2 separate regions of the Homo sapiens genome follow, and region 2 is linked to region 1. Evidence: chromatin contacts called from ENCODE Hi-C data. All regions are on one chromosome and are shown on one strand. The core of a region is the stretch at or near the end of the contact, and the rest is flanking DNA. Distances in the headings are between cores, read along the strand shown.

Region 1 (4,961 bases), core at 485-2,984:
CACCTTTCTATTCTTCCTTAACCCTCCTTGAAGTTAAAAACAGGTCATCATTAATGGTGCATACATGTTTTATGTCAAACAACAAATGGACACAAAGGTGTAGCTGCATGTTATTTAGTATCATATGAAGTGTGCATAACTGAGGAGATGGCATAAATTGAGACTTTCAAAGATATCTGTTCAAATTTGCAAGTGTTCAAAACTACTGTTCCAGTCTGCAAAATTGTAATCTAAGTTGTGTTCAACTTTGTGTTAAAACATACTCATTTATAAAATCAGGCTGCAGTGGAAATGAGTGGCAAATGGTGCCATTAGGAGTTTCTTGAATTGCTCAACTATAAACCACTGAAATAGTCTGTGTTTCTTTATCTTCAGAGTAGGTTGGATCTGGTCCTCATTCAGAGAACAAATGAAATACTTTCCTCTGGAACATACCCAATAGCAAGTCTCACTTTTGGTTCAGTCTACACACTGCAAAGAAAGGTTTGAGCAATTCCTTAAAGGAATGTTTGTCTTAAGTCACCCAGATAGGTTATTTATGTTGCCTGCACTGATAACCAAAGACTGTGCAATTCTCTATATCTTTTACGTCTTGGAGACCTATTCTTGTTGTTTGCATAAGATGTAAAAAATATAATTCTGTGTCCTAGTCACATCAAAAAGCTACTTATTTTCAGTGACAGAATTGTTGAAAAAAGGCCACCCTTATAGTCATATCATTGTTTGGAGCAGCAGAGCTTTTATTATCTTTTTGGGACAATAATTCAGCCTTAGGAAAGCACTAGGTTCTTAGCAGGAATCATATGGTTCATTACCTGTAAGGTCCATACAATTTTTCAACATACATTGATTCAAATTTTCTTTCCTGGGTCAAAGACACAACTGTCCTAATATTTTCTATTGCCTCTGTTGCAATCTGTAACACAGAATAGACCTTCATTAGAAGTGGTGTTTTCACTTCTGAAATAATGAAAAATAAGCCCTAGGGCTCTGTCAAAAGTATCCTGAAGGTTACGTTGATAGGCTTTAATTTCCTTTAAATTAAAAACCAAAGGCATAATCTGTTCAAGACTAGCTTTATGACAAAACTGGTACTTCTGGCTGTGCTAAGTATGGTAGGCAAGTCTTTGTATGCTCAGGAAGGCTGATCAGCTAAGGGCAAGAACTGTGGCCTGGGAACCAAGGGCCTGGTTCTATTCCCAGCCTGCCACCAGGCAGTTACATGACTGGCCTTAGTCACAACCCCTTTGTGGCCTGGCTTTCTTCACAAGGCAGAGTCCTAAAAGAAAGGATTAGGCTGTGATTTCTAAGGGCCTATTGGAGCTGCCAATTATTTCCTCCCTGAGTATAACTTCTTATAAAAGCTGTCCACCCACAATGGGAAGGAGATCCCAATTGTCAACAACATGAGCATGCTTTAAATCCGTGATTAAATCAGAGTCAGACATCTGACTAATCTGGGTCAATCAGATTTGGTTTCCTGGCCCTGGACACAAGTTTGAACCGTGAGGCCCTGGGGCTTCAGAGGCTGATGTCACATTGGGTATGTGTAAGAAGCTGGTCTGAATATACAGCATCCGAGGAATGGAATAGATGTATAGGAAGACTCAGATATTAGAGCCTGTGGCTGTAAGAGCCAGTTACACACAAACTGCCTGTATTTCTTGCACTTTGGAGTGTCCTTATATCAAATCGCTTTTACCCAAACCAGCCAGAGCAGTTCTCTGATTCTTACAGCCAAACCACCCTTGACAAATGTTGATTGTCTGTGACTTAGCTATTTAGTCTAAATCTTAGTTCTGTAGTTGAGTCATCTAAACCAACAGCACATGGAGCATAAGATCTTAATTTTAGGTTTTTAACAGCTTTAAGACTTTTTTTTTTACCTCAGTTCTTAGCTTCTGCAATGAGCTGAAAGGAAGATATGTGATGCTTGAGACTGAATAACCATAGATTTTTCATTTGTAATAAAGATATAACAGATAGCAATTACAAGAATAGAGAAAAATTACTGAGCTTTTACTATGTCCAAGTATTACCTCATTCACCAATATGATCTCATTTAGCCTCACAACCTTGAAAGGGAAATAGTATTCCTATTTACACAGATGAGAGAACCGAGGCACAGAGAAGTTAACTGAATTGCCTTAAGTTCTAAAGTTAATAAGTAGCAAAGCAAGAATTCCAACTGAGACTATCTGATGTGGAGTCCATGTTCCTAAGCCATAATGCTATTCTGCTACCCCTGCTGTGTAATTTACACAAGGAGAAACCAGTAATGACTTGACACTCCTCTTGACATTCTAGTCATGGATCAACTCCCTTACGGGTTAGCTGTGGCACAGAGGGCCCTTAATCTCAGTGACCAGACAAGCCCTGGGTCAAGATGGTTATGAGGCAGTCTTCCCTCCCCACTCCCTGCCCAGTAACCAACACCCTCACTACCAAGCCCTTTTTGGAAAATTGGGATGGGAATACCTCAAACCCTGTTGTACTTTAATGATGATGAAACTGTACCCAGGTAAATGAGAGTGTTTCTTTTTAAATAGTGATTTGGGGTTTTTCTAGAACCTTCTTTCCGACTCTTAAGCAAGTGCTGACTGAGTAAACAATATTAAACTATGATTGAACTGCTGATATTAACATTTAAAACATTTTTAATCTTTCATATTTAAAATCTTTCATATTTCATATTTAATCTTTCATATTTCATAACCCTATTAGGTTAAAGTAGCTACTAAAAAAATTTAAACTGGCCAGTCTGAGTTATTCAATCTCTGATGCTTAGAATAACAGGGTTTTAGCTGGAAGGAACTTGGGGCAGTATCTGGTACAATTTCTCATTTTACTAAGGTAGGACATGAGGACTAGAGAAGTTGGGGATCTTCTCCAGCCTCACACACTGTGAATAGCAAGACCAAAGCTAATAACCCAAGATTTTGTTTTGTTTCAATACTGCTCAATTCTACCTGCTCTACTCTGACAAAATTCTAACAATTAATGGAGCTAAGACTATTAACTAGATTCAAGATGTTTTCTATCATGTAACTTGTCTAAGAAAAGTTTATTTTCATTCCATCCAACTGACCATTCTCCCATATGAAATGTGGAAAGAAGCAGGATTGAGGGGCAGGGGAGGAAACAGAGCTACACAGTGTTTCTTCAGCAGTTAGTTGAGACACTCAGAAGTCAAGGAAATGATGCCCTAAAGTACCCACAGCCAGCAGCCAAGAGAATCTTCAAGAACTCTAGACACCCAGGGGTTCCCAAGTCCTGGGAACCACATATTGTCCTAGCAAGCTCCAAGTCTTGGAGAGGATGCAGCGTGAAAATGAGGAGAGTGAATTCTGATGGAAACCTGGAGATACTATTATACCTAACGCTGCATGCAGCGGCAGCTGATGCTGATTACAAGAGGACAAGAAAGGATTTCACCAGACATAATTGGTTTAGTGGAAACATGGTTAGTCCGAATGTTAATCTTCCCTCTTAATATGGTGCCTCTGAAGCTAGTCACTCACCCAGTCTCTGACGCCTTCTTCCCTATAGAGATACTGTCTGTTCCACTTCTCATAACTAGTTAAGGTCAGTTGCAGTAATGCTTGTAAAAGGGCTTTGTAAAGTGCAATGCTATAAAACCTATATCACAATTTATATTTATTATCTGCTTCACTTCCTCATGTTTCAATAAAGGATAATAATTACATAAATAAGACTAAGAATGTTCATGGTTATAATCTACATGTGAACATTTCAGTGCATGTACTTGTAAATAAAATGTTTATGTGTAGATTTAGACACTTAAACACATATAAAGAGACCATATAGTAGAGGTAAGAGCTTTGAAACTAGACCTGAACTTAAATCCCAGCCAAATCTCTAACTTCTGTTTGAATCTCAGGTTCTGTATTTCTGAAATTGGGATAACAATAGTGCCTGCCTTATAGGATTATTGTGAAGATGTAATAAATTGGTGCATATAAATATGTAGCACAATAACTGGCACGTAGTAAGGCTCAAGTAAATGTTAAGCCCAATTGCCATTATAGTGAGAACCACAAAATTGAGGCATTACTGCCATCTGGTGGCTGCCATCTTAATTATAGAAATCACAGCCAAAAAGAAGAGGATCTCTTAAATGCCAGCACATGTCCGACCCTGAACAATTCACTTACAGTCTTCTGCATGAAGGTTTGTGAAACAGGGATGACATTTGTCCAAACAGTAGCATTTGGACATGAAGTAAAATGAAATGCACTTTGAATATTCAGAAGTTCTTTATCATAACTATGTTAAGTGCTTTCTATAGGCTCAACGTTTTATGTTAATCACCTTATATTTAAGTTCTAGACATTAATACAGTAAAATATTTCATACACAATTGACAATTATTAGTTGTAGTGGGCACAAACATTTAATTATTAAAGCCTGCATATCATGATAAATAATTCAAATAAAACACATGTCTAAAAACAACACTTAACACCAATTGAAATCTTATTTGACCTACCTTTCCAGCAGCTTCCAGTTCTTTTTTATCTCTTTTGGCATTTCCAGCCAACAATTTCATTTCAACAATTCCTGACACAGCAATAATTGGAACAACTGCTAATAGCAATAGGGTTAACTGCCAACCGTAGATAAATGATATGATAATACCAGTTCCAAGGTTAGCTATATTCTGTGCAATTAAAGCCAACCTGGTTCCTGTGGCCTGGGAGAGAAAAAGCACAAAGCAACTGTAGTTTTAAGCTCCAAATGCATGCGCTCCAGCCTTAGCCTCTTGGTCAGAATGATGAGTGGGTTCTATGCCTGAGCTACATTGGCTTACTTTCATTACAATAAACCCACAACACCTGTGCTTAACTCATGAGGCTCTGCAGACATTTCTTCATTGTGCCTTTACACTCTCATTCCTCTCCTGCCCACCTGAACCAACATTCTAGAACCAAGTAATCAAC
Region 2 (5,052 bases), core at 2,073-4,572, 150 kb after region 1:
AAATATTAGTTATGCTGTAATACATCCATTAAGCTATTTAAGAAAACATATATATGGGAGAAAATGCTTATAAATAACACTGTCAATCTGAAGGGCATTTGAGAAGACAGAATTTAACATATCTATCCATTTAAAAAAGAAACTCAAACCTTTCAAGTTCTTTCTTTTGTCCTCCAAATGCAATCACAGTTCTAATTGCTGCCAAGACCTCTTCAGCTACTGCTCCAGCTTTTGCATACGCTAAGAGTTCTTTATCAGTAAATGAAGATAGTATCTGTTTAAAAATACAATTTTGGATCATGAAAAAAACACGTTAATTTTATCTTTTGTAAAGTAAAAATAAATGTATACATAAATGCTGCTTATACATTAATGCATGTGTAGAGCAAAATCTGTCTTTTACTTGCCTTTGGTCTGTATTAACAGCCACTGAAGTAAACCTCTCCCTGAAACCAGCCACTGATGCATGAACTTGGGTCCCAGAGGGTCCTATTATGAAAGCTGGATCAATTGCAATGGGAAAAGGGCTAACGTTATTGTACCTAGAATGCTGAAGTGGTCAACTACCTAAATAAAGATTACACATGACAGGCCAGGTGTGGTGGCTCACACTTGTAATCCTAACATTTTAGGATGCCAAAGATGAATAATTGCTTGAGCCCAGGAATTCTAGACCAGCCTGGGCAGCATGGCAAGACCCCGCCTCTACAAAAAAATTAAAAATTAGCTAGGTGTGGTGGCACATGCCTATTGTCTCAGCTACTCAGGAGGCTGAGGTGGGAGGATCGTTTGAGCCTAGGAGGACGAGGCTGCCGTGAGCAGTGGTTGTGCCACTGCAGTCCAGCCTGGGCAACAGAGTGAGACCCTGTTCTCCCCACCCCTCCCCCAAAATTACACAAAACCAATTTATTTTAAAAATTCTGATTAAATAGAATTATATTCTTTCAATAAAAAATTCATAGGCACTTGTGGACTCATTTATGTAAGTAACATTGATCTATCCCTTCTTGGCATAAAAAGCTCAAAGTTGTTTGGGTTTTGACAGTGGATTTCTCCCTTTCCTGTGTGTGAAAGTAAAAGGAGCTATGACAGCTAGAGGAATGGGTGGATGAAGGCAAATGAACATTGATTAGTTATGTTCTAAGTGCAGACATTGTGCTGCACGTACCTAGCCTCTTTAGTACCCAAAATAATATTCCATTGATTCACTAGACATTCCTGACTTCTCAAAGCAATCTTCCTGGGGCTGTCCCACCATATTTGCAGAACCATTCACGGTAGGAGGTCTGAGATAGGGTGGCCAGCGCCATCCCTTAACAAACATCTGTAGAATAGAGGAGGCTCATACAACATGCTTTAGGAATGTTTTTCTGCTCCTTCTGAAACCTCATGGTGCCACAACAATTGCCACAATGGAGACAACCAAAAATAGGAAGATCACTTCAAAGTGATACTTTAAAGAAATACTTTAAAGTTAGGAGTGTTTAAAAATGTTATTTTAATTTATTATTAATATATCAAACACCACAATGAATTCTACAAATCTAGCTCCCTTTTCCTTCTATGACCTTCCATCATTATAAGCAGACAAAAGTATGGTTGAATCTTCATTAAGTGTTGTGTTTTTCAGGAGATCATGTCTGTGAAAAGAAAAAAAAAAAAAAAAAGACCCTCTAACCTATCCTATTATCAAGGATATGAAAAGGCCAGGTGTGATGACTCACACCTATAGTCCCAGGACTTTGGGGTGACAAGTGGGAGAATCACTTGAGGCCAAGAGTTCACGACCAGCCTGGGCAACACATAGAAACCCCATCTCTACAAAAAAATTAAAAACTAGCTGGACATGGTAGTACACAACACAGTCATGATGCAGAACAATTCAGTCACAAGGATCCCATCAGAGAATATTATGAATGCTTCTGTGCACATAAACTAGAAAATCTAGAATAAATGGATAAATTACTGAACACATACATCCTCCCAAGACTGAACCAGGAAGAAATAAAATCCCTGAACAGACCAATAAAGAGTTCTGAAATTGAGGCAGTAATAATAGCTTACCACCCCCTAAAAAAGCCCAGGACCAGATGAATTCATGGCTGAATTCTGCCAAATGTAAAAAGAAGAGCTGATACCATTCCTACTGAAAATGTTCCAAAAAATTTAGGTGGAGGGACTCCTCTCTGACCCATTCTATGAGGCCAGAATAATCCTGATACCAAAACCTGGCAGAGATACAACAACAAAAAAACTTTGGGCCAGTATCCTTGATGAACAAATATGATACAAATATCCTCAGCAAAATCCTGGCAAACTGAATTCAGCAGCACATCAAAAAGCTTATCTACCATGATCAAGTAGGCTTTATCCTCAGGATGCAAGTTTGGCTCAACAGATGTAAATCAATAAATGTGATTCATCACATAAACAAAAGCACTTGCTTATCTCAATAGATGCAAAAAGTCTTTCAATAAAATGCAACATCCACTCATGATCAAAACTCTCAACAAACAAGGTATTAAAGGAACACACCTCAAAATAATAAAAGCCATCTATGACAAACTTACAGCTAACATTATACTGAATGGGCAAAAGCTGGAAGCATTCCCCTTGAAAACTGGCACAAAACAAGGATGGAATCAACCTAAATGCCCATCAATGATAGACTGGATAAAAAAAAAATGTGGTACATAGACACCATGGAATACTATGCAGCCATAAAAAAAATGAGATCATGTCCTTTGCAGGGACATGGATGGAGCTGGAGGCCATTATGCTTAGCAAACTAACTCAGGAACAGAAAACTAAATACTGCATGTTCTCACTTATAAGTGGGAGCTAAATGATGAGAACACATGGATACATAGAGGGGAACAACACACACTGGGGCCTATTAGAGGGTGGAGAGTGGGAGGAGGGAGACAGTCATTAAAAATAACTAATGGGTACTAGGCTTAATACTTGGGTAATGAAATAATCTGTATAACAAATGCCCATGACACAAGTTTCCTATGGAACAGACCTGCACTTACACCCCTGAACTTAAAATAAAAGTTTTAAAAAGTTAAAATAAAATAAACCTGCCTTACTCTAGCCGGCAGTTGTTCCATTGAAGTTTAGCATGATAGTATTGGTCTACTTTTGTGAGCTGTGGTTCCAGGAGCGGTTTAATATTCAGAGTGTTTGTAGTATTATTTTGGTCGGCTTGATTTATGTGAAGCTTCTGGGGCTCCCACTGGCCCCTGCTTCTGCTGCTTGAGGGAGTGAAAGTGGTTTTTCAAGATCAGACTGCCAGGTCGGGAAGAGTGTGGTGGTTTCCTGTACCAATGCCCTCTAGTGGCCCAGTGTCTCTGGGCGCTGGGAAGACAGTCTTGGGCACAAAGTACAAAAGAGGCTTCCTGGGCCAGGTCACTTGCTGTGATTGGGTCCCTTTCTGCTATATCTATTTGCTTCTGTGTCTCTAGGTTTGAAGGTAGAGCCTCAGGCTCACAGACACAAAGAGGCTTCCCAGACACAGAGTGAACTACATTTCTTTTTTGATATGATTGACATCCAAAGAATTTAAGAAATTTGTTTGAAATGATACCAAAAGTGTAATGCTGAGTGAGGATTAAAGCTTAGGTCTCTAGCAGCCAGCCTGGGGCTCCTTTTACTAAATAAATGGCATGTGAAGCAATGCATAATTAATCATTAAAAGATTAACTCATGGTCTGTTTTTAATCTTAAAACAGACATCAAAACATTTTAAGTAATTTTTCAACAAATACTGATGTGAAGAGTTTGCCACCTAACTTGCTTAACATTCTAGTATACAGAAAAATCAATTGACAAGAAGCTTTTGCCAAATATTTTAGTTAACTGATAATCCCCAGAAACATTATTTGAACTCTATGTTACTCTGAGCAAAAAATTAACAGAGACCTGAGAACTTCAGTTTCTTTCTCTGTAAAGTGAGATAATACCTATACTTCAGAAAGATAACACAGGCATTTGCGTGACAATAAATGCTCAATAAATGATAATTATTATTTGCAGAAACAAAATAATATCCATTATACAGGTTAAAATTTCTACAGTTTCTTAATACTTACTACCTGACTTATTTTGTGTGATGCTTGGTTTTGGTTGTCCATTCATTACTTTTGCTACATGAATTTATATTGCCTTATCTGAGTTGTGTTGAACTCCACAAAAATTACATACTGGGCCAATTTCTCTACTGAAAATACACTCATATCAAATCAGTTTAAAATTAACACCATGTTCACCTTGAAATGGAAAATAAGTTTTAAAAGATCACTGGAAACGTGTGCTGGGGTAGAGAGGGCCACTTCTACCTCTCTGCCTTCATGACAGGAGAGAGAGCTGAAGGCCAAGGATTTATATGCATCCTTAGGGACTAGAAAGTATCTGTTTTCTTAAATTATTTTATAACCAAAAATTTAACTGTGTTTGAATGCTGACAAAACTGTAAAATCAATTTAAAACTTAAACAAAAATCTAGAAAGCCAAAAACATTAAAGTAAAAAAAAATGTTAATTGAATGGGACATCTGTAGTTCACTAAACTTGAGTCTCTACTTGCCGTGTGAATGGGGCATCATCCACTAGAGAGCATGGTTCTTTGGAGTTCAAGTTTTTTTTTTTTGTTTTGTTTTTGTTTTTGTTTGTTTACTTGCTCGTTTTCTTACAAAGGCAGAAGGTAGATATGAGAGCTACATTCTTCTTTCTCATCCCTTCCCCAAATAATCACATGGCCAAGAACAGCATGGAGTCTTGGCAGGGGTAGTACTCAGTGAGGCTGGATATGCTTATCCAGCTGATTTTGAACAGAAAACGTAAAAGTAACAAGTACAGAATCAGAGTCATCATGTAGTAAAAAGACCTTTCCGTAGGGTGAGAGCAGGAAGGGAGAAGGTGCAGTTCAAAATCTGGATTCACAGGCTTCACCTACCTTTGCCCAGACAGCAGCTGACAGTCCAAGAACAGGACTGATGGCCAAAATCACAAGGGTTAGCTTCCAACCACGTGTAAATCCTACTATAAACCC

What was found. A loop is a pair of places that touch in the nucleus more often than their neighbours do. Pooled maps may share reads with other maps.
Region 2: a pooled map shows a loop between it and region 1 (6-fold over the local background). The contact joins two enhancer-like sites. A Hi-C loop is called at or near these places in 2 of 37 single-sample maps with no recorded cell type and 4 of 50 pooled maps.

Annotation. Positions count from the first base shown.
Region 1 is chr7:87,412,802-87,417,762 of GRCh38, forward strand. ABCB4 (ATP binding cassette subfamily B member 4) reads right to left here. Exons shown (of 28, transcript NM_000443.4): 21 at 4,511-4,714; 22 at 816-916. Among named protein-coding and RNA genes, the nearest start is that of ABCB4, 60 kb to the right of the region's middle. Within about 2 kb of position 1,735, at least 6 of the 41 ENCODE cell types and tissues checked have a DNase peak (open chromatin) inside an H3K27ac peak, as active enhancers do.
Region 2 is chr7:87,561,114-87,566,165 of GRCh38, forward strand. It overlaps ABCB1 (ATP binding cassette subfamily B member 1), which reads right to left. Exons shown (of 28, transcript NM_001348946.2): 7 at 4,957-5,052; 8 at 150-274. Among named protein-coding and RNA genes, the nearest start is that of ABCB1, 37 kb to the right of the region's middle. Within about 2 kb of position 3,323, at least 2 of the 41 ENCODE cell types and tissues checked have a DNase peak (open chromatin) inside an H3K27ac peak, as active enhancers do.